Regions from separate parts of the Homo sapiens genome. Here region 2 is linked to region 1. A link is a loop called in an ENCODE intact Hi-C map of the cell type or tissue named here. Cell type or tissue: adrenal gland. All regions are shown on one strand. Links, peaks and the distances in the headings refer to the core of each region. The heading gives the core; the rest is flanking DNA.

Region 1 (10,732 bases), core at 1,807-9,806:
TTGAGGCCAAGTTTGGTGGCTCATGCTTGTAGTCCTAGCACTTTGGGAGGCTGAGGCAGGAGGATCCCTCGAGGCCAAGAGTTTGAAACCAGCCTGGACAGGATAGTGAGACTCTGTCTCTTAAAGAAAAAGAAAAAGAAATTGACATGAGATCAAAAGAGTTTTCTCAGACAAGGTTCAAGCGTAAGGGAGGTAGCACAAGAAAGAGATTCTCTGGCTGGCCTCCTCGGTAGGTGATAGAAAGGTAGTTTTAAAGGAGTGAGGTTTAGGCATGCAGAGGCAGGGAACTTTTAGCACCTGCACAGTTTGATTTCTTGCTCCTTCAAATATCACACGTCTTATTAGCATATTAACTCTCTACCTCTGGATGTGATTTTTAGTATTCTAATGAAGCTAACGTTAAGGATTGGTCACTCTCCCGGCCTTGTACGCATGCGGGAGATAGGGTTAACTTCCTTGAGTAAGATTTGTGGTGGGAGCTGCTTATTTCAGCTTCCTTAAGGTCCTGCAATCAGTGGGTATAGCACCTTGAGCAAGATTTATAGTGCAAGGTCTGGATGGTCTGGTTGGGGTCTGGTCCATGCTTGCCCCCAACAGCTTGCAGTAGAGGTCCTTGGTTGTCACAGGGCAAGTAGGCAGTGAGTTCATTTCAGATCTGTCGCAGCCTCTTATAGCTGGCATAACAAATTACCACAAACTAGGTGGCTTAAAACAAAAGAATTGTCTGTATTGTATTGTCTCCCAGTTCAGGTGACTAAAGGTCTGAAATTAAGCTGCTGGCAGGGTTGGTTTCTTCTGGAAGTTCTGAGAGACAATCTGTTCCATGCCCATGTCCTAGCTTTGGTGGTTGCCAGCAATCCTTGATGTTCCTTAGTTAAGCAGCAACACTTCATCTCTGCACTTTGCACAGAGTAGATTCTTTATAACTGTTTGCTGAATGAATGAACTAATGAATGTATTTTAAAGTAAATGACAATACAAAGCATATTATTCTATAAATTGCTTTTTTGTTGTTGTCATAATTTCCTTTTTTTTCCTCTTAACAGTAAATTAATTTACCTGGTAACCTCTCATACAGATTTATATAGCAATATTTGAAACTCTTCTCTAACCACTCCTGGACTCCTGGAGTGAGGACTCTCAAATTGGGTATTTTAGTGTTAATTTCTCACCACTAAGATGTAGATTAATTTAAAGTCCCATATGGTCTGTTTATACTGATGCATCTTGGAGTAAATTACAGATGATATAAAACTGAGTTAAAAAGTATATTTTATTTAGCACTTATATGGTGCTTACTATTTTCCAGCTACTGTTTTAAGTGTTCTACCAATACTAGCTCATTTAATCCTCACAACAATCCAATGAAGTGGGTACCATTACTATCTTCAGGAAATTAAGGCACAGCGAGGTGAAATTACTTGCCTGCATTCATACTGCTGGTAAGAGTTAAGCTGAGATTCAAACTGAGTAATGTGGCTTTGCACGGAGTCTATGCTCTAGGCTGTCTCTTGAGAAAGTGCCTTTAACGTTTTGTTAGGTTGGCAGTTGCCTTTTTCTGCGATGTGGGTTGAAGAGATCAGCCTGCATGTTTCTCCTGTGATCCCCATCTACAAGCACCACACCTGCATCCAGCTGCTCACAACACACACAACTCTGTAAGAACACACAATCATGTACACACACACACTAGGCAGTCCAAATCAGAGAACAAGAAGCCATTTTCCAAAGTCACCACAACACAGAAGGCATCTTTCTGCTTAAAAAGCATCCTTCCACCCCCAAATTGACATGACTAATTAAAATCCTTAATTCGAATTCTGGTTACTTTTTATCTTTCTCTATAAAATTTCATGAATTTTGGTGCTCTATATTTGCATAACAAAAAATATAGTAATTATTTTTCCATAACAAAGGAATCATTAGGCAGAGCCTGCTGGGTAAATGGGTGTTTTTAGATGAATTTTAGATTTGTCATGATAGGTCATTGATTAGGATAGAAAATAGAGCGCACTGCAGTATTGTTTTTGTGAAACCCTGTATACAGATTTTCTGTTTTATATATAACAATTCCCTAAACAAGGTAATTCTGTATACAAGATTTTATATGCCTGAATTAACACAGCTCTGCTACAAGGTGGTAGAAAAGTTAGCACTGGACAGCAAAAGCTATGACTTATGAAACAGCAGTTTTTACAGTTTCAGAAAGTATAATGTCTAATCTCCACTGGGTACTTAATTCCATTCATATATCATGGTTTACAATGTACTTTACTGACACAGTCTCATGGACCTAATAACTACTCTGCTAGGTTGTAGGAAGGACACTGTCATCTCCATTAACACGCAAAGAGATAAGAAAGCCAAGATGGGAGAGGTGGGAGAGGCAGTCTCTTGGCTGTGCTAGGATGGAGCTGCCCCTGGAATCCACCTTTCTAGGCATTCCACAGTTGCTGGTTGAGGAACCTGCCCTGGTACTGATAGGGTCACAAAAGCCTCAAGGGGTTAACAGGATGGGAGATACAGTTAATTTTGAGCACCAGTTGGTAGAGGTGACTCCCTTTCCCAATGGTGTTTCCAAGATCACTTCTAGCTCAGAATGTGGGTGTATAAGGGGAAAGTTCTCATCAGCAACTGCTCTGGTTGCCTGTGACCCAAGCGTAGATCTGCTCAACCTCCATAGTCAGTTAAACCAGTGGGTCCCAACCCTGGCTGCACATTAACTCCTGATTAAAAATCCTAAACCCCAAAGCGTACTGCAGACCAATTGTATCACACTATTTGGGGTTGAGGTCTGGGCGACAGTATTTTTAAAACTCCCCAGGTGATAGTATTTGTAAAACTCCCCAGGTGATAGTATTTTTAAAACTCCCCAGGTGATTTTAATGTGTAGCTGAGGTCAAGATTCATAGAATTAGAGAAATATGGTGTTCAGTTAAGTTCAGCCTAAAGCTGCCTGCTTACATATTTTAAATCTGGCCTAAAGTTTTCTCCATACATAATGAACTATTACCTAACTGGATGTCTAAACAGGCTGTTACCTACTCTTTTACTCTTTTACCAGTCACTGAGTTTTGGCCACTAAAGGTGGCCAACTATTCAAACCATGTTCAAATAATGCAAATGCCAAGCTGTAACCAAGCCAACTATTTCTGTTCATCACTTCTGTTTTCTGTATGCCACTTTCCTTTTTCTGTCCATAAATTTTCTTCCATCACACGACAGTGCCAGAGTCTCTCTGAACCTATTTTGGTTCAGGAGGCTGCCCAATTCGTGAATCCTTTTTTGCTCAATTAAACTCTGTTAAATTTAAATTGTCTAAATTTTTGTAAAGAGATAGGGTCTCACTCTATCACCCAGGGTGAAGTACAGTGGCATGATCATAGGTCACTGCAGCCTCAAACTTCTGGGCTCAAGCCTCCTGCCTCAGCCTCCTAAGTATCTGGGACTACAGGTGTGGGCCACTATACTTGGCTATTTTTTTTTTATTTTTTAAAGATGGGGTCTTGATATGTTGACCAAGCTTGTCTCAAACTCTTGGCCTTAAGTGGTCCTCCCACCTCAGCCTCCTGGGTTGATGGGACTAAAGGCATAAGCCACTGTGCCCAGCTAGAAAGTTTTTCTTTTAACAATGGTGAATCTCATCTGGTCTAAACCTGTAGCTCTTTATTAAATGGATTCAACTCTTGATTTGAACATAAGAAAAATGCATCGATGATCTGATTGATCTACAAATTTTTGTTTCAATTTCATGAGTATAATAAAGCTCAATTTATAAAGCAATCCTGCTCAGTATTTCACTTTGCCAGTATTATCTAATTTAAACCTCTTTTAAGGTAGATGTATATTCTTTCTAAATCACAGATGAGAAGGCTGAGGCACATAGGGTGATGTGCTCAGATCACACATTTAGTAAATGTGGAACTGGGATTCAAAACCAAGTATCCTTGACTCCAACACCTGACAATTTCTGAGCAGCATTCCCTCCCATGTAAATTATTGATTTCATGAACTGGTTCTACTTTTGGTTTTCGGTATTTGTACATGCCTTTATGTCTCTCAAAGTTAGTGGCAGCAACTGAAATTAGCTCGGATCTTCCTCCTCTCTGCTCCTAAAACTGTCCTGTGCTTCTCTCCAGCCAAGTAGATTCCTTGAGTGGAGAGGTTGTGTTCTGGTCTATACTGCTGTCTGTTCCATGCCCAGAACAATGCCTGACACTTACTGGGGCTAACACTCTAAACCACATGAACTATAGACATTGACTAATTCACACAGTCATATTCCTATATATTAAAAAATGCCATAAGAAACAGACTGCGGTGTTCAACTAGAAATAAAATCAAACATTCCAACTATAAGACCATAGTGAGTGGCATGAATAACTTTCCCAGGAGATTCTTTAAAAATTAAACAGTTCCATATAAAATTGTAGACATTTCAACTGAAAGATACGTTAGAGAAAAACCTAATAATTCAGTGTAGTGTTATTTGAAATTCAAAAATTGGGTCATCCCACTCTTCCCTCTTCCTTTTTAAAAACAACAACAACAATAACAAAAAAACAAGTTTGCATACCATGAAGTGAAACAAGAAATGAAATGAAGCTGTGTTCAGTGGCCTGGAGTGTGATGCTCAAGGGCTCCCAAGAACTTGCAAAAGTCAATATTATGTAGTTATGAATTTTCAGAAATATAAGTAAAGTCAACTTGTAACGTTTGATTTAACCAATAGGAACTGCTCCAACAACTCAATGTATCAACTCTGAAAACAAATTACTGTATCCCCTGCCTACCCTAGTATTTAGAAGGTCAGTGCCTCCCTCCTGAAGTGTACCTCTCAACGGCCCAAGTTTGGGTTTAGGCTAGCCAGGCATCTTCAACCCAAGGGGAGAGATCATTGGTCAGGGCTGTCTTTACTGCTCTAGACCACACGGTGTCACTGTTGAAGACCAGTTGGTTCACCAAACATCTCTGCTGTGAGGAGCCGGGGGTGGGGCGGTGGTGCCAGTCCCTGCTGGGGCCACATGGCCCTTTTTGGAGGACAATGGCCTCCCACAACATGTAGCTCTGCCCGGGGCCCCAGTGTGGCAGCCCTTTAAATTCATAAAATCAGTTTACGTACACCGGAGCTGGCCCCAGAAGCTTTGAGTCAAATGGATTCCACTGTTTACAGAACTGCCTCCCATTGTTTCTTTCTAATCATGGCCAAGGGATAGGTGGCAGTGTTATTTCCAACACAACTCTGCAACTCAGAAAACATAAAGGGTCTCTCTAATACCACCTTTTTCTAGACAATCTAGGTTACTCACCCTTTACTTACCTCTCTTCTGTGGTTTAAATGATATGTATCCCCTTAAGAAAAAACTCCTCCTGGGAGTTCATAAGGCTATTTTTCATCCTGGCCCATAAGAAAAAGTTGCTTGCACTTCTCTTACTAAAAACTGAAGAGCCACAAGAGAAAATTAGCTTCTCTTACAGGGCTAAGATAAAATAATACCAAATATATTTTCATTCATTTTTATATTTTAGTAAAGTTATAGATCTGTGATATAATACCTTTGTGATTTTAAATATATCTAATCCCTCAGGGGTATTTTATCCTTTTATTTTCCCCACCCTCAGACCTGCCCACATTTCCACCATACTCTGCTTAAATATTGTCTGGCCTAATGCCATGTTTATTGAGAAGGAAGTGAACTTGATCAAGTCAGGGGCAAATGTGAGACTGAGGGCCCTGACTACTAGTACTTGCTCTTTCCACAGCATGATCCTGTGTCTCCATTTCTGGAGGTATTATTAGGTTTGGAAGGCTGAAGAATTACGTACAGACTGGATGGAAGCTGGAAGTGAGTCGAGGTGGGTGGTTAAGTTAGGTCTGTCAGCATCTGCACTGGTTTTCTACTTTCCAGCACTGAATACACAAGCATTTGACCAGGGGCCACTGAGTTCCAATTGCAACTGGTCATTGGAGCCACCTCACTCTGCTCTCTATTTTCCATGTCCCTCTCTCCACCCCAGGTACTTGTGAGGTTCCCACCATGTCCACTCATAGCAACCATGTATTATTGTTTTGACCACCTGGAATCTCCTTTTTCTTGCCTTTTGAGAACTACCCTCTAGCATTCATGTGATCCTGTTCAGTTGGCCAATCACAGTGGTCTGTTCCAGCTACCCACTGAATTAGGTAGATAGACTTTGCATGGACTGTCAAAATATCTCAACTCCGGGGCCACAGTGAGTTGTCCTTGTGACCTATCTTAAACCTTTTGTACTGCTATAACAAAATACTATGCTCTGGGTCATTTATAAACAATAGAAATTTATTTCTCACAGTGCCTGGAAGCTGAGCTGTCCAAGGTCAAAACAGTGGAATTTGGTGTCTGATGAGGGCCTTTTTGTTGTGTCCTCATATGACAGAAGCCAGAAGGACATAAAAGGGCCTAAGTTAGCTTTTTTCAGCATTTCTTTCCAAACAGATATCAGTAAAATTCTAAGATTTTCCAACTTGATACAAGATAGGTGAAAGCTCTTCATCTGTCACCAACAATACCAACTAGTCAGACACAAAATACACTCTTCAGCATCTTTCTCTCATTCCAGTTGCCACTCCAGATATACAACTGGAGTTGACATAGACTGAAGTTATTGAGTTTGATGATAATACAAATTCAAGTGTAGACTCAATCTCTTTCAACAGCATCCACATGAGGTAAAAAGGAAAGAAACTAACACTTATTTCTTATTTTATTTTCATCATTCAGTGTGTTGAGTTCTACGATGGCCAGTCTCCAAGGTGGTTCCCAGTGATCCCTGCCTCCTGTGTAGTCCCTTCCCATCTTGTACTATTGTTGCCCAGTGTGACCAATAGGATATGAAAGAAGGAATAATAGGTAACTTCCAAGATTAGGTATAAAAGACTGCAGCTTCCATCTTGGGCTCTCTTTCTCATCACTCACTGTAGAAGAAGCCAGTTGCCTTATTGTAAGAAGCTCTGTGGAGAGGCTCACAGTGTGGAGAACTGAAGCCTTCTACCAACAGCTGTGTGGGTGATTTTGGAAGTGGATCCTCCACTAGCAAGCCGTAGATGACAGCAGACCCAGCTGACACCTTGACTGTAACCTCTTCAGAGACCCTGAGGCAGAACCTGAGCTAATCTGCTCCTGGATTCCTGGCCCGCAGAAACTGTGAGAAAAAAACTGTTGTTTTAAACTCTTATGTTTTGAAGTAATCTGCTATGTAGCAGTAAATAATGAATAAGTGCTTTTCCAAGGTTACCCCCTGAACAATCCTGAGAGATAGTTACTGTCATATTTAACTTAATCTGAGATGCCTCAATTTGAAGATGACCCATCTATGAGCCCTTCTGTCCATGAGCTAGTCTATGAAATAGTTAAAAGGGCAAAAAATGCTGCTAATGAATCTATGACCTGCCCTCAATTGTAAGATACACGCAAATTTCAGGTATGTTATCGGGTGACAAAAATGTGCATCTTATAATTGATGAAACATATTATCTGCATTTTGTAACAGGGATTTCTTCTCATACACTGGGAAAATAAAAGCTTTCTTTTCATCCTCATTATTCGGCTTGATGAGGAGTAGCCAGTCAGTATATGTTTGTTGAAAGGTTTTGTTCTTAATAGAGATGGATATAACATGACTTCTAGGATAAAGCAGGACTCAGAAGAGAGTTTTTTGTTTGTTTGTTTGTTTGTTTTTGAGATGGAGTCTTGCTCTGTCGCCCAGGCTGGAGTGTAGTGGCGTGATCTTGGCTCACTGTAAGCTCCGCCTCCCGGGTTCACGCCATTCTCCTGCCTCAGCCTCCCGAGTAGCTGGGACTACAGGCGCCCGCCACCACACCCAGCTAACTTTTTGTATTTTTAGTAGAGACGGTCTACTAAAAATACAAAAAGCAGAGGATGGTCTCAATCTCCTGACCTCGTGATCCGCCCGCCTCGGCCTCTCAGAGTGAACACAGATCTTGTTCTTAACTATTAATCCGCATGGGAAGTGTTTTGAAGACATAAATTCTTCTCATTCTCATGTTAATCAAAGGAAGGCTCTTTTCCAGATTCTTAATCAGCACTGTCCTCTACATTTTATTCTGCTTAATTGAGAATGTACTGCCTATGGGACCCTTTAAAAATCAGCCTAAGGCAGTTCCCAGCTCCTTAGAATAACTGACACTGAATGTCTACTCCATGCCAGCATTCTCACTTACGTTACCTGAGCCAGACATTATCATTCCCGTCGGACATATGAGGGAAGAGAAGCTGAAGGATGCTATGAAACTTGCTTAAGATCACAAAACTAAAAAATGATAGAAGCTGGAGTTCTACCAGGCTGTTCTCACTGCTCCCCTTCCCATGTCACTGCACCTTCTCTAAAGAATGGTGGTGTGGCCCATCCCTTGGCCTTAAAGGATTTTCACCGCAAAGCAAAAAAGGCAGCCAAGTTGGGCGAGAGTTTTCAGAGACCTCTCAATGTGCCTTTTACGTGAATAACATGCTGTCTCTCATCTTGGGAACACAGAGTGTTTCATAAACATTATCTCATTAGACCTCACAACGCCAGACATTTTCAAACAAACGAGTTAATGTTTGCAGAAAGTCCTTGAGATATGAAGATTGTAGGCACAGTATGAATGTACAGCATTGTCCTAAAGCCTGAACAGCTGTCAAAGGGTCACAGCCTTGGAGAGCTTTCCTATGAAAATGTCAGATTTTTCAAGTCATGGAGATGGAGGCAGGAATGGAGCTGGTCAGGTCCAACGAAGCCATCTCTGGTTGGGGGATGGAATAGATGTATAATTCAGAGATGCCAAAGGGAATTCCACTGGCAACTCAGATCAATTATTGATCCTGCTTGACAGGCTGAGGAGAGGTGGATTTCAAAGCCTAGGCTCACTGGCAAGCAGAATGAGTAGCGATGTTTGCCATGGGGGTAGAACTGAGTGTTGGAAGCATATGTTCTAGGAATTTACCATTCTTGAGATCAGTGATTCTCAATCATGGCTTTATACTAGAATCATCCGAAGAGCTTTTAAAAATACTAATACCCAGGCGTTGCTCCAGATCAAATGAGTCAGAATTTCAGCAAGTGGGGCTTGGTCATCTATATATATTTTTTAAAGTGCCTGGGTAATTCTAACTGGCAGTTCTAATCTAACTCTAAGTGAGATTCAAGTGGTGAGTCTAACCTAACTCTAATTGAGTAGCATTCTCTAGGGCAGTAGTTCTCAGCCTTGGCAGTACTTTGAGATTCATGGGCTCTATTAAAAACTTACTGATGTCTAGGTCGCACCTCATATATCCTGAGGTAATTGATTTGGGGTTTGGCCTAGGCTTTGGGAATTTTGAAAGCTGTTGGGTGATATTTTTAATGCAGACCTTATTTTATTTTATTTGGTTTTATTTTTCCAAATATACAATTTGTTGGGCCTGTTCCTGCATCTTCACCAGAAGCTGGAGCACCTCCGCACTAGGTGTTTCTGGTGTAAATTATTTGAGCTCTGTGCACTGAAACTAGTTTGATAAGTCTGTTACTAAACAGCTCCTGAAAGGCTGCCCTGGACAGACAACTTTTAATTTTCAGTCTCTCAGAGACCTCAGTTGGGGTTATAAGCTTACTGTTGGGACTTTCTTACTGAGTATGTCATATGTAGCTTTGTCAAACAAGACTAGGTTATTGAGCTTGTCCCAAACTTTGCCTTTGGACCACTTCTTCTTTCTGTCCTTGCCACCAGATTTGTTCATTGGGTCTCTGTCTTTCTTGTCTGACTTTCCAGTGTCTTTCTTCTTCCTGTCGTCCTTGGGCAGCATCGCGATGCCCAGGGGACAGCAGCAACCACTTTAACCTCGCTAAGATGTCAGACAAAAAGCTATTTAGTTTTAAGATCACTTTTAAGTTCACAGCAACATTGAACTGAAAGCAAAGAGGGGTCAGCTCACATATACCTTCTTTCCCCACCCCCAACCCTGCAGCCACCTCCATACACACAAAATCTCCCTCACTTCCAACATCCTGCATCAGAGCAGTAAATTAGTTGTGATTGATGAACTTCCACTGACACATCATTATCACTAAAAGTCCATAATGTACATTAGAGTTCACTTGCTGTTGTATATTCTATCGACTTGGACAAATGAGTAATGACATATATCCACCATTATGATGTCATACAGAGTAGTTTCACTCTCTTAAAATTCCTTTATGCTCCACCTATTCCTCCCTCCCTCCTCACTAACACTTGGCAACCACTGATCTAGTTACTGTCTCCATAGTGTTGCCTTTTCCGTGGCATTTATAGTTGGAATCATACCATATGTAGTATTTTCAGATTGGCTTCTTTCACTTCATAATATACATTTAAGGTTTCTCCATGTCTTTTCATCATTTTATAGATCATTTCTTTTTAGTGCTAGATAATATCCCACAGTGCAGAAGTCCAGATGTATCACAGTTTATTTATTCATTCATCTACTGAAGGACATCTTGGTTGCTTCCAAGCGTTTTGGCAACTATAAATAAAGCTGCTTGCATAGATTTTTGTGTGAATATAAAATTTCTACTTATTTGGGTAAATACCAAAGAGTGTAATTATTGGATTGTATGGTAAGAGTATATTTAGTTTTGTAAAAAACTGTCAAACTGTCTTCTAAAACTGCATTCCCATCAGCAACGGATGAGAGCTCTTCTTACTCCACATCCTCACCTGTATTTGGTGTTGTCA
Region 2 (10,732 bases), core at 1,745-9,744, 69 kb before region 1:
CAAATATAAATGTAGCAAGTAATATATGTGGCATTTTGGTTTAAAAGACATACCAAATTCTTTGGGCTGAACCATCTATATGTTTCTAGCCTCACTTTAAGGTTACTTTAGCTCTTAAGGAGTAGATCACGTTCCATGACTTAGGATTGTTTACACAATCCTTGCCTGAGCCACCGAGTGCTTTGGCAGATTTAAAGTCACCAGCAGATCTTGGAAGGAATTCAGAAAAGCTGGGTCTCCTGGAGGGACCTTGGCAATGGGAGAAACCACCCACAGGAGAACCAAGAGAAGAGATTCACATCCCACACCTTTTGGGAAACAATTGAAAGGGCTGGCAAGAAGACCCCAGTCAAACACAATGTGTCACAAGAGAAAAGGATTATACATGGGCTCTCTGCCTCAAGGAAGAAACTCAACTGGATTCAAATAGTTGGAAGCTATAGGCCCATAAATTTAGCTCTGTATATGGAAGAACTTTAAAGCCTATCCTGTCACTGTGGCCTGGACCAGCAGCTGTAAAAGGACCCACCCACCAGGTGGGAATGGGATTCTTTAAATGAGCTTTCAAAGGTCCCTTCTTCCCAACATTCTATGACTTCTACCTCATTCTCATAGGAACATTAATTTTACCCTGGAATATGGATAGCAAAGGAGCGATTCAGCTGGCATTTTTTTTTCTACACAAGGTACCCCAAAAAGTGCAAAAAAATCTCCTATATTCAATTCAAGCAGATCTACCTCCAGTTCAACTCCACCATTTACTACCTGTGTCATGTGGGACGAGCTGCATAATCATTCTGACCCAGAGTCCTGTTATTTGTAATATAAGGGTAATAATAATTAAAGTTCATGGCTCCTGCGAGGACCTGGCCTCTACTTTGACACAGAGCAGGCACATGGAAAAAGTTAGCTCTCAGCCCACTGAGAGCTACAACGAAAATGGTAGAGCATGGTATTGGTAAATATTTGTTGTTTTGGTTCTTCTCAACAGGTGACTAGGAAAATTGGCTTCTATTTTTTTTTTCTTGTTGAAGGGTGAAGGGTCAAGCACTTTTTCCTAGGTCATGTTACATACTATTGTTTGTCAGGATGAAAATAATTGTTCCAGTCCTTTCTGTTCCTCCCTGAATAGCCCTCAGTAGATCAGCCTTTTGGTACAGCAGTGTTTAAAGTTGGTCACTATCATTTGATTATATTCTTGGTTACAGCTCAAGAACATAACTCACTTTATTTAAGTTTACTTAGCCAAACTTTGTTGAATTTAGCCTGAAGGTGTGAGGCTAAATACCTTGGAGGAAATTTAGATTCCTTCCTGGTTTTTCCATTCCAGAACTGTAAATAAGTTTAAGAAATAAATACAGCAAATAAAAATGTGCATAAGGGACTAGTGATAATAACATCTGTTTGTAAAAAACTCTGCTATATAGAAAATATTTTATAAATGAAAATTATTACCCTATGTAATTTTCCCAACAGTCTCTCCCTTACCCCTGCCCCTTCCTTACATCTGATTTGTAGATAAGAGACCAAAAACTCAAAAGGTCAAGTAACTTGCTGTAGAATGCACATTTCCAAATTGTAGTGCCAGTAGTCAGCTATAGATTACTGGATTCCAAATAAAATTTTCTGTTCTTTTCATACTACCTGTAATAGCAGTGGCTTTAATAGTTTAAGTGTGTAGACTTCTATATTACCTACAAATGCTCAGTTTTTCTCAGAGTATATGGCTCTAATTATATCTTCCAACAAAGCTGATAAATTAGATATAAATGATGTTGGGGCAAGATGGGGAGTTTAAAGACACCATGGAGGATGTCAGTCACTGTTAGATCCATTTCTATTCTTTGTATTACTTCTACCAATAACCACCATTTGTTGAAAGTCAGCTCTTCCTTAGCCCTTTTGTAAATATTAGCTCTAATTGTGCCACCAACTCTGAAAGGGAAGCTTATTAAGTTCTCTTTTATAGATAAGGAAACTGGAACTTGGAGATTTTAAACAACTAACCAAAACAACTAAATGTTATTGCCAGAATTTAAATCCAGGACTTAAAGCCTGGTGGATGCCCTACCATTAAACTCCTTGCCTTATAATCAAGGTTATTCTATGGGAAACTATATACTAGATTAGAAAAATTTGAATAAGTAGAGCAGCTAGCAGCTGGGGCAGAGAGAGTTCCACTTGGGCTGGAGCTCTGAGTCCTTCGCAGTTTAAGGCTATGCAAATTACAAGCTTTCGCAGTATGGGGTAGACTACATAAGACACTGGAGGCCTACAAAGCAAGGCACAGAAGGGAATAGTGGGAAGACACTGAACAGTAAGAAAGAGAAAAGCAGCCCCCCAACATCCAGGAGCTGTCCTGGTACTAGTGGCTAAGCTTTGCCCAACTAGGAGCTGGCCTGGCACTCACAGCTAGGCCCTGGTGTCCTCCTCCTTGGCATAAACAATCTCCCAGAACACCAACATCAGACAGCACCACTCTGTGACCCTAATGGAGCCAGAAGAAAAACAATACCACTCCAGAAAATGTCTGAATATTGTTGATGAAAAGAGTCAAACTCCGTAAAATATTTGAAGACATTTATTCTGAACCAAATATGAGTAACCATGGCCTGTGACACAACCCTTAGGAGGACCTGAGAACATGTGCCCAAGGTGGTTGGGGTGCAGCTTGGTTTTATACCATTTTACGGAGGCATGAGACATCAATCAAATACATTTAAGAAATACATTGGTTTGGTCAGAAAGGCGGGACAATGCCGAGTGGGGGCTTCCAGGCTATAAGTAAATTTAAACATTTTCTGGTTGACAATTGGTTGAATTTGTATAAAGACCTTGGATCAACAGAAAGGCAGGTCTGGGTTAAGATAAAGAATTGTGGAGACCCAAGTTATTTACAGAGGAAGCTTTTAGGTAGTAGGCTTCAGAAACAATAGGTTGTAAAAATGTTTCTTATCAGACTTAAAGTCTGTGTTGGTGTTAATGTTGAGAGGTGTAATGAGGCATGTCCAACCCCCGCTGCCCTTCAAGGCCTGAAACAGTCTCCAGGTAAAATTTTAAAAGAGCCTTGGCTGAGGAGGAAGTCCTTTCAGATGGTTGGGGGACCTTAGAATTTTATTTTTGGTTTACAGTATACATGAGAAACATGAACATTCTCCAAATCTCAAAAATAACCACACATTCCCTGACTATATTTTATGGCTCTAGCTTTGTTTTACTCTTTACCAATTATAGCTTTAGCTTTATTTCATTCTTCTTTTCTTATAGATTACATTTATTAAGATACCCAATCATAAATTTCCCCCACTTTCTCACTGCCTTTGATCCAGAGCAAAGCCCTGCTTCCTTAAACATCCCCCACAAATCACCTAACACAAACCCCAATCATACAATAAGTTCTTTTTAACACTGCTTTTTTTTTCTGAGATACCCCAAGGTTCTGTATCATGTATGTTCTCTCTCAATGCGTTAAGCAACAAACACAACTTGTTCATCTACAGATGTGTTCCTGTGGTTTAGTTGGAGTGCACTGATACTAAAGTCCATGATGTAGGTCAGGGAATCTGTTTCATGGCTTAAAATAGTGCCAACATGACAAAAACTCAGAAATGTGTGTCTCTGGCTTGAACCTCTCTGCCTAACAGTATATACAATAATCTATGCCACATTTCCACTTAGATGGTTAATATAGCAACTTCTTAAATGTTTATGCACAGAAAAATCATCTGGAGATTTTTTTAAAAGGAAAAATCTGTATTCTATAAGTCTGGGTGGGTCTGAAATTCTGCATTTCCTCACTGGCTCGCAGATGATGCCAGTGCTGCAGGTCCATGAACCACACTTTGAGAAGCAAGAGTCTAATGAACTCGTCAAATTCAACATGCCCAAATACCAACCCCTAAGACTTCCAGTTTCAGCTCCAGCATGTAAAGAGCATGGAAGTCATAATCCTTACAACAAGAGAAACTGGACAAAGAAAATCAACAGCTTTTCTTAAACCCATCAGATAATGGAGTTTGTAGGGCAAATCCCCATATCTGAAGAGACAGACAATCTAGAGTCACAGAAGAAATATGCTTACCTAGAGCAGAAGCCACTGGCACAATAAACTGGTAATTTTAACAATTGCTGGAGGCTGAGTTTGGACTGGATAAAAGTCAGCTTAATTAAAAGGCTAACATCCAAGATGTGTGTGTGTGTGTGTATGTGTGCATGTGTGCATGTTTGAAAGGCCTTCATGTTTTTGGTTTTGTTTGTTGGTTTGTTTTTCTCTCCTAAGACCTTGTCTTTTGGAGCAAAAGTTTATTTTTTTTCTTTTTTTTTCTCAGTTAACTGAATTCTGTTTTCACCTGATTTTTTTTTTTTTTTTTTTACTAAACTAGTTATTGCAACAGAATCTACTCTAGGGATTTTAAGGAAGAGTGTAGTTTAATTTTATGTTTAATTTGGCTCAAAGAAAAATAAAAGTGTCTCCTTCTAGCACTGCCAGATTTTTTTCTCTTTCTATTTTATAACGTAAATTTTGCTATTTGATTTTCACCTGAGTTGTTTCCTTTAATGTGAAAATTTTAGACTATTTAGCTGACAACTGCCTAGGGCTATGAAACAGGTTATCGAGAAACCGAAAGTCTAAGATAGGAAAAAAAAGGAGGGAGTCTTTGTAAATCTATAAAATGTACTGTAAACAACCAATGGGTTCACTTTGCCAAGACAGACTGATTTATCAAGATAGGAGAATTGCAATGGAGAAAGAGTAATTCACCCAGAGCCATTGTGCGGGAGACTGGAGTTTTATTATTACTCAAATCGATCTCCCTGAGCCTTTGGGGATCAGAGTTTTTAAATATAATTTGGCAGGTAGGGGCTTGGAAAGTAGGGAGTGTTGATTGGTCAAGTTGGAGATGGTGAGAGGTGACAGCGTGCTGGCAGTCCTCGCAGCCCTCACTCGCTCTTGGCGCCTCCTCTGCCTGGGTTCCCACTTTGGCAGCACTTGAGGAGCCATTCAGCCCGCCGCTGCACTGTGGTAGCCCCTTTCTGGGCTGGCCAAGGCCAGAGCCGGCTCCCTCAGCTTGCAGGGAGGTGTGGAGGGAGAGGCGCGGGTGGGAACCCTGGCTGTGCGTGGTGCTTGTGGGCCAGCACGAGTTTCCGGTGGGTGTGGGCTCGGTGGGCCCCACACTGGGAGCAGCCGGCAGGCCCCACCGGTCCCGGGCAGTGAGGGGTCTTAACACCTGGGCCAGCAGCTGCTGCGCTCAATTTCTCACCGGGCCTTAGCTGCCTTCCCTCGGGGCAGGGCTCTGGACCTGCAGCCCGCCATGCCTGAGCTCCCCCCACCCCCCTGCGCCCCGTGGGCTCCTGTGCGGCCCGAGCCTCCCGACGAGCGCCACCCCCTGCTCCACAGCACCCAGTCCCATCGACCACCCAAGGGCTGAGGAGTGTGGGCGCAGGGCACAGGACTGGCAGGCAGCTCCACCTGCGGCCCTGGTGCGGGATCCACCGGGTGAAGCCAGCTGGGCTCCTGAGTCTGGTGGGGACTTGGAGAACCTTTATGTCTAGCTAGGGGATTGTAAATACACCAATCAGCACTCTGTATCTAGCTCAAGGTTTGTAAACACACCAATCAGCACCCTGTGTCTAACTCAGGGTTTGTGAATGCACCAATCGACACTCTGTATCTAGCTACTCTGGTGGGGACTTGGAGAACCTTTATGTCTAGCTCAGGGATTGTAAACTCACCAATCAGCGCCCTGTCAAAACAGACCACTCGGCTCTCTGTAAAATGGACCAATCAGCAGGATGTGGGTGGGGCCAGATAAGAAAATAAAAGCAGGCTGCCTGAGCCAGCAGTGGCAACCTGCTTGGGTCCCTTTCCACACCGCGGAAGCTTTGTTCTTTTGCTCTTTGCAATAAATCTTGCTGCTGCTCACTCTTTGGGTCCACACTGCCTTTATGAGCTGTAACACCGCGAAGGTCCACAGCTTCACTCCTGAGCCAGCGAGACCACGAACCCCACCAGAAGGAAGAATCTGTGAACACATCCGAACATCAGAAGGAACAAACTCTAGACATGCCGCCTTTAAGAACTGCAACACTCACTGCGAGTGTCCGCGGCTTCATTCTTGAAGTCAGTGAGACGAAGAACCCACCAATTCCAGACACATTTTGGCGACCTAGATGGGACAATCGCCTATCACCGAGTGGTGAGACCATCGCCTATAGCTGAGCGGCGAGACAATCACCTATCGCCAAGCAGTGAGTACCATCGGACCCCTTTCGCTTGCTATTCTGTCCTGTCTTTGCTTAGAGTTCGGGGGCTAAATACTGGGCACCTGTCGGCCAGTTAAAAGTGACTAGCGCGGCTGCCGGACTAAAGACAAGGGTGTCAGGCTTTCTGGGAAAGGGCTTTCTAACAACTCCCGACTCTTCGGTGTTGAGACCATTGGTTTGCCTAGAACCAGCTTTTGCTTTTCCTGTACTTCTGGGCTGAGCCGAGGGTCAACAGAGAGGAAAGCCATGCACCTCCGGGGTCCCGACAACAAGTTGGTTGACCCTGCGACCATGAGCGGAACTCTCAAAGGCATGTCGCCCAAGCGAGACTCGCCCATCTATCCTATCTATCCTGAGCCTTGCCCCCTGGTTCCTAATGCCTGCCAGACAAACTTCCTCTCTCCTCTCTTCTCTGAGTTTAGTCCCGCTTCTAAAAATTGCTACCTGTCTCTGGTGCTTTTCTAGTTTCTCCTATAAGAATGATTTCTAGTATAGACTCCGGACACACTGCCTTTAAGAACTGTAACACTCACCACGAGGGTCCGCGGCTTCATTCTTGAAGTCAGTGAGACCAAGAACCCACCAATTCCGGACACAATGAAATCATAGTGGGTCAAAGTTAGGTTTTCTTAATGTCTTCTGTTACTGTGTGCGATGGCACAACTGGTTGGGCCAGATTACCGATCTGAGTGGTGTCCACTGATCCATCAAGTGCACTGATCTTAGGTTTTACAATAGTGATGTTATCCCCAGGAGCAATTTGGTGAGGTTTAGACTCTTGGAGAGGGAGGCTGCATTATCCCTAAACTGTTATTTCCAATCTCGTAGCTAATTGGTTAGTCCTAGAAAGGCAGACTGGACCCCAGGTAAGAAGTGGGGTCTTTTTGGGAAAGGGCTGTTACCAATTTTGTTTCAGAGTCAAACCTTGAGCTGAATTCCTTCCCAAAGTTAGCTCGGCCTACGCCCAGGAATGAACAAGGACAGCTTAGAGGTTATGAGCAAGATGGAGCCAGTTAGGGCAAATCTTTTTTCAGTGTCTTAGTTATAATTTTGCAATGGTGGTTTCACAACTTTAAATCATGACTATCATAGTTTTCATAAATAATCTAGGTAAACAATTAAAATAAAATAATTAGGTAAATGTAATGGGATAAATACTTGTAGACAAACTGGTCATAATTTAGAATATAAAGTTAAATTAAATAATAGATATTTTACTATTTGGGCATTTTCCAATAAATATATATTGTAGGAAAACATTCTTGCTAAAAAAAAGTGTGTCTTTAAAAAAAAGGTGAACAAGTTTCGTCTAATTCAAAGCTTAAAGGTTATGTGTAAAACAAGGTAAAAGGAACCAGGAAACAAAAAAAGATGCATAGAAAGTTATAAAAATAAAAGAGTTTTTTTAGGTAAAGAAGCTGAAAGAAAAGTAATTTTAGGTAAGAAAGAATCCTGCATGGTAAATATAGTCCTAAAATAAAATAACTGGTTGTTTAAAAAGAATGTTGAGAACAAATTAGAAAGTCTGACCATGTCATGAGCGGTCAGTATAAGTCACAATAAGAGGAGATATATATATATATATACACACACACATATATACATATCTTTTATATCATCAGGTTGTCATATTATTATTGTTTTGGTTTGCTTAGAAATATATATATATATATAAACCTTGGGCACCTGTCAGGACTTCCTGAGGCTGTGTCATGGGCGTGTCCTCAACGTTGGCAAAATAAACTTTCTGAATTAACTGAGACATGTCTTAAATTTTGGGAGTTCACAAGGGAAACAAGGGTAAGAATTAAACTTCACTAATATTTCTCACCCTCCAAAGCCACTTCAACCACTGCCTTTCTCATTTCGGTTAATAGCAACTCCAATCTTCCAGCAGTTTAGGCTGCAAAACCTTAGCTCCTCTCTGTCTTACACTTCACATCCAATCTGTCACCTATTCAAAGTATCCCCCAAATCGAGCAATTTCTCACCATCTCTTACTAATACACCTCAGGTCCAAACCACCAGTATACCTCCCTAGAGTACTCCAATAGTCTCCTAAGTAGCTTTCTTGCTTCTATCTCCCTTCAGTTTATTCTTAACAAAGCAGCCTGAGTGGCCCTTTAAAAATATAAATCCAATCAGGTAATTCCTCTGCTCATTGCCTTACAATGGGCCATATTTTGATATGGACAGGAGACAGGGAAATACTGGATAGAAGAGGGCAGTTCCCTGGCAAAGGCCCCACCCTCAAGCTTGGAGACCCATGGCCTTAAATGGGAACAGCCATTTCTGTTTTCGCACCCCAAAAGTTGCCTTTTATCCTGCCATGCTCCCCTATCCTGTACCCATATAAACCCCAAACCTCGGGCTCCAGAAGCAGATGAGCAGATGAGGAGACGCCTCTATTCCGTGTCGTTTAGAATGAGCAAACAGTTGTCTTCACCATCCCAGACAAGCAGATGAATGGTGAAACGATACAGCAGAGAAAGAGAGAAGAGGAACATTTGAACGCCGAGAGGAGTTCAGCCGAGGGTGGTCGGAGAGGTTTGGCCACCCAGCAGGAAGATTATCTTCCCGTGCCATCCCCGCTTCCAGCTCTGCATCCATCCTTCAGAGAACCACCTCCACCACTCAATAAAACCCTGCATTCAACCTTCAAGCCCATGTGTGGCCTGATTCTTCCAGGATGCTGGGCAAGAGCTTGGGATACAAAAAGTGGTCACATTGGCCCTCTGCCCTTGTGAAAAGGCAGAGTGTCCATTGAGCTGATTAAATTCAAGCCATCCATGGACAGCAGGGCTAAAAGGGCACACTGTAACACACCCCCACTTAGGCTCCTGCACCTGTCCATCTGCATGCTCCCCTCCCCTCAGGGGTTTGAGCGTGTAGCAACAGAACAGGCGAGCCACACCCTGTAAAGCCCTGGGGCAACTGAAGGTGTTTTTTTGCTGCAAGGCCCCAGGACTGAAGTCTGTTGGCTAAAACCCCCAGATTTTGCTTGATGTCTTCTCTTCTCTCACAGTTTGAAATGGCTCTCATCTCTTCCTTTATGATGTTACGGGTTTTGGTTCAGGCTGTGCAATATTAAATAGAATGAGCATTTGGCTCAGCCATCAAAAGTGCAATTCAGGCCGGGTGTGGTGGCTCACACCTGTAATCCCAGCACTTTGGGAGGCCGAGGCAGGCAGATCACGAGGTCAAGACATCGAGACCAGCCTGGCCACCATGGTGAAACCCTGTCTCTTCTAAAAGTACAAAAATTAGGTGGGTGTGGTGGCACGTACCTGTAGTCCCAGCTACTCAGGAGGCTGAGGCAGGAGAATCGCTTGAACCTGGGAGGTGGAGGTTGCAGTGAACCGAGATTTCACCACTGCACTCCAGCCTGGTGACACAGTGAAACTCCATCTCAAAAAAAAAAGAAAAAGGAAAAAAGAAAAAAAAAGTGCAATTCAGAACAATGTGATTTCTGTTTATTCTTAGAAGTATCATCACCACCCCCACCCCAACAGTCTCAGGTGCACATGGCACCTCCTTTTCTTACCCCCCAACTCCTAGCTCGGGCACCTGGGCATATCCACAGCATGCAAAAGCCACACCCAATGGCCACAAGGGGCAGGAGAAAACTGCAGCTGCCACCAGGACCCTGCGCAGCCGGCTGGCTGGTGCTTCCCGCCTGCAGCATCAGTGGAACTTTTCTTCTCCTGGCCAAGGAGTTCAGCTCAGTTCAAACTGGGGGAAGGACCCATTAGCAGTGAGCAAGGGCTTCTTCCCTCAGGACCTCCCCGTTTTGACCCTTTAACTGTTTTCTCTTTTCTCCTTTTCTAGATTAGAGGGTTCCTATCCCCCTGATAACTGCAAATTCATCAGGGCTCATTTGAGGTTTAATCTAAACAGATACATGCAACCCTCTAAAATACTTTTTAGTCTCAAACTTGACTCCAAGCTTGAGGCTGAGGCCATAGAAAGAAAAACCAAATCTGAGGGGTCCAAAGCCAGGCAACAGGCACAATGTAAATGGGCAGGACCAATTCCTGCTGACTAAACCCCCCACCTCATGGAAGGAGGCCATGCTCCATGGAATAAATGAAGCCCAGGGAACCCAAGGGTTGCTGGCAGTAGGAAAAATGGAGGCAAAGTTAAGGGCAAATAATTCCTATTCTCTAGGCCTTCCCTGCTTCATGGGTGCATGCCGGATCAGTAACCATGGGTGGCGACTGCCAAGGTTGCCGAGACTCAGGGACAAAAAGATGGAAGAAAAAGAAAGGACACTTGCTTCCTCTCTCCATCACACCCCAAGTTTTCGCTGCAGTAAGGAAGGGAAATGAGGGACACCTCTATTCCCTGTCTTTCATAATGGGCAACCAGTTCTCTTCACCACTGCCAGCCTATACTCCTCTGGGGTGTATCCTGAACCACTGGGACTGCTTTGACCCTCAGAATTCGGAGGAAAAATGCCTCATAGCCC

The links. Hi-C counts contacts between places; a loop is a spot of excess contacts. Peaks named below come from ENCODE experiments on the same cell type or tissue, not always from the same donor. Only the 100,000 strongest peaks of a DNase experiment are listed, where the experiment ranks them.
Region 2: a loop joins it to region 1, with 2.8 times the contacts of the local background. A loop is called at or near these places in 7 of 110 quality-filtered maps.

The regions. Positions count from the first base shown.
Region 1 is chr3:149,347,725-149,358,456 of GRCh38, forward strand. It overlaps the pseudogene RPS25P5. Among named protein-coding and RNA genes, the nearest start is that of TM4SF18, 19 kb to the left of the region's middle. In adrenal gland, for the core only: a CTCF peak has its summit at 4,932; a DNase peak (open chromatin) is centred at 4,997; H3K27ac peaks cover 550 bases.
Region 2 is chr3:149,278,934-149,289,665 of GRCh38, forward strand. It overlaps TM4SF18-AS1 (TM4SF18 antisense RNA 1), which reads left to right and starts at 5,846. Exons shown (of 2, transcript NR_186251.1): 1 at 5,846-6,249. In adrenal gland, for the core only: no CTCF peak of the experiment used is centred there; no DNase peak of the experiment used is centred there.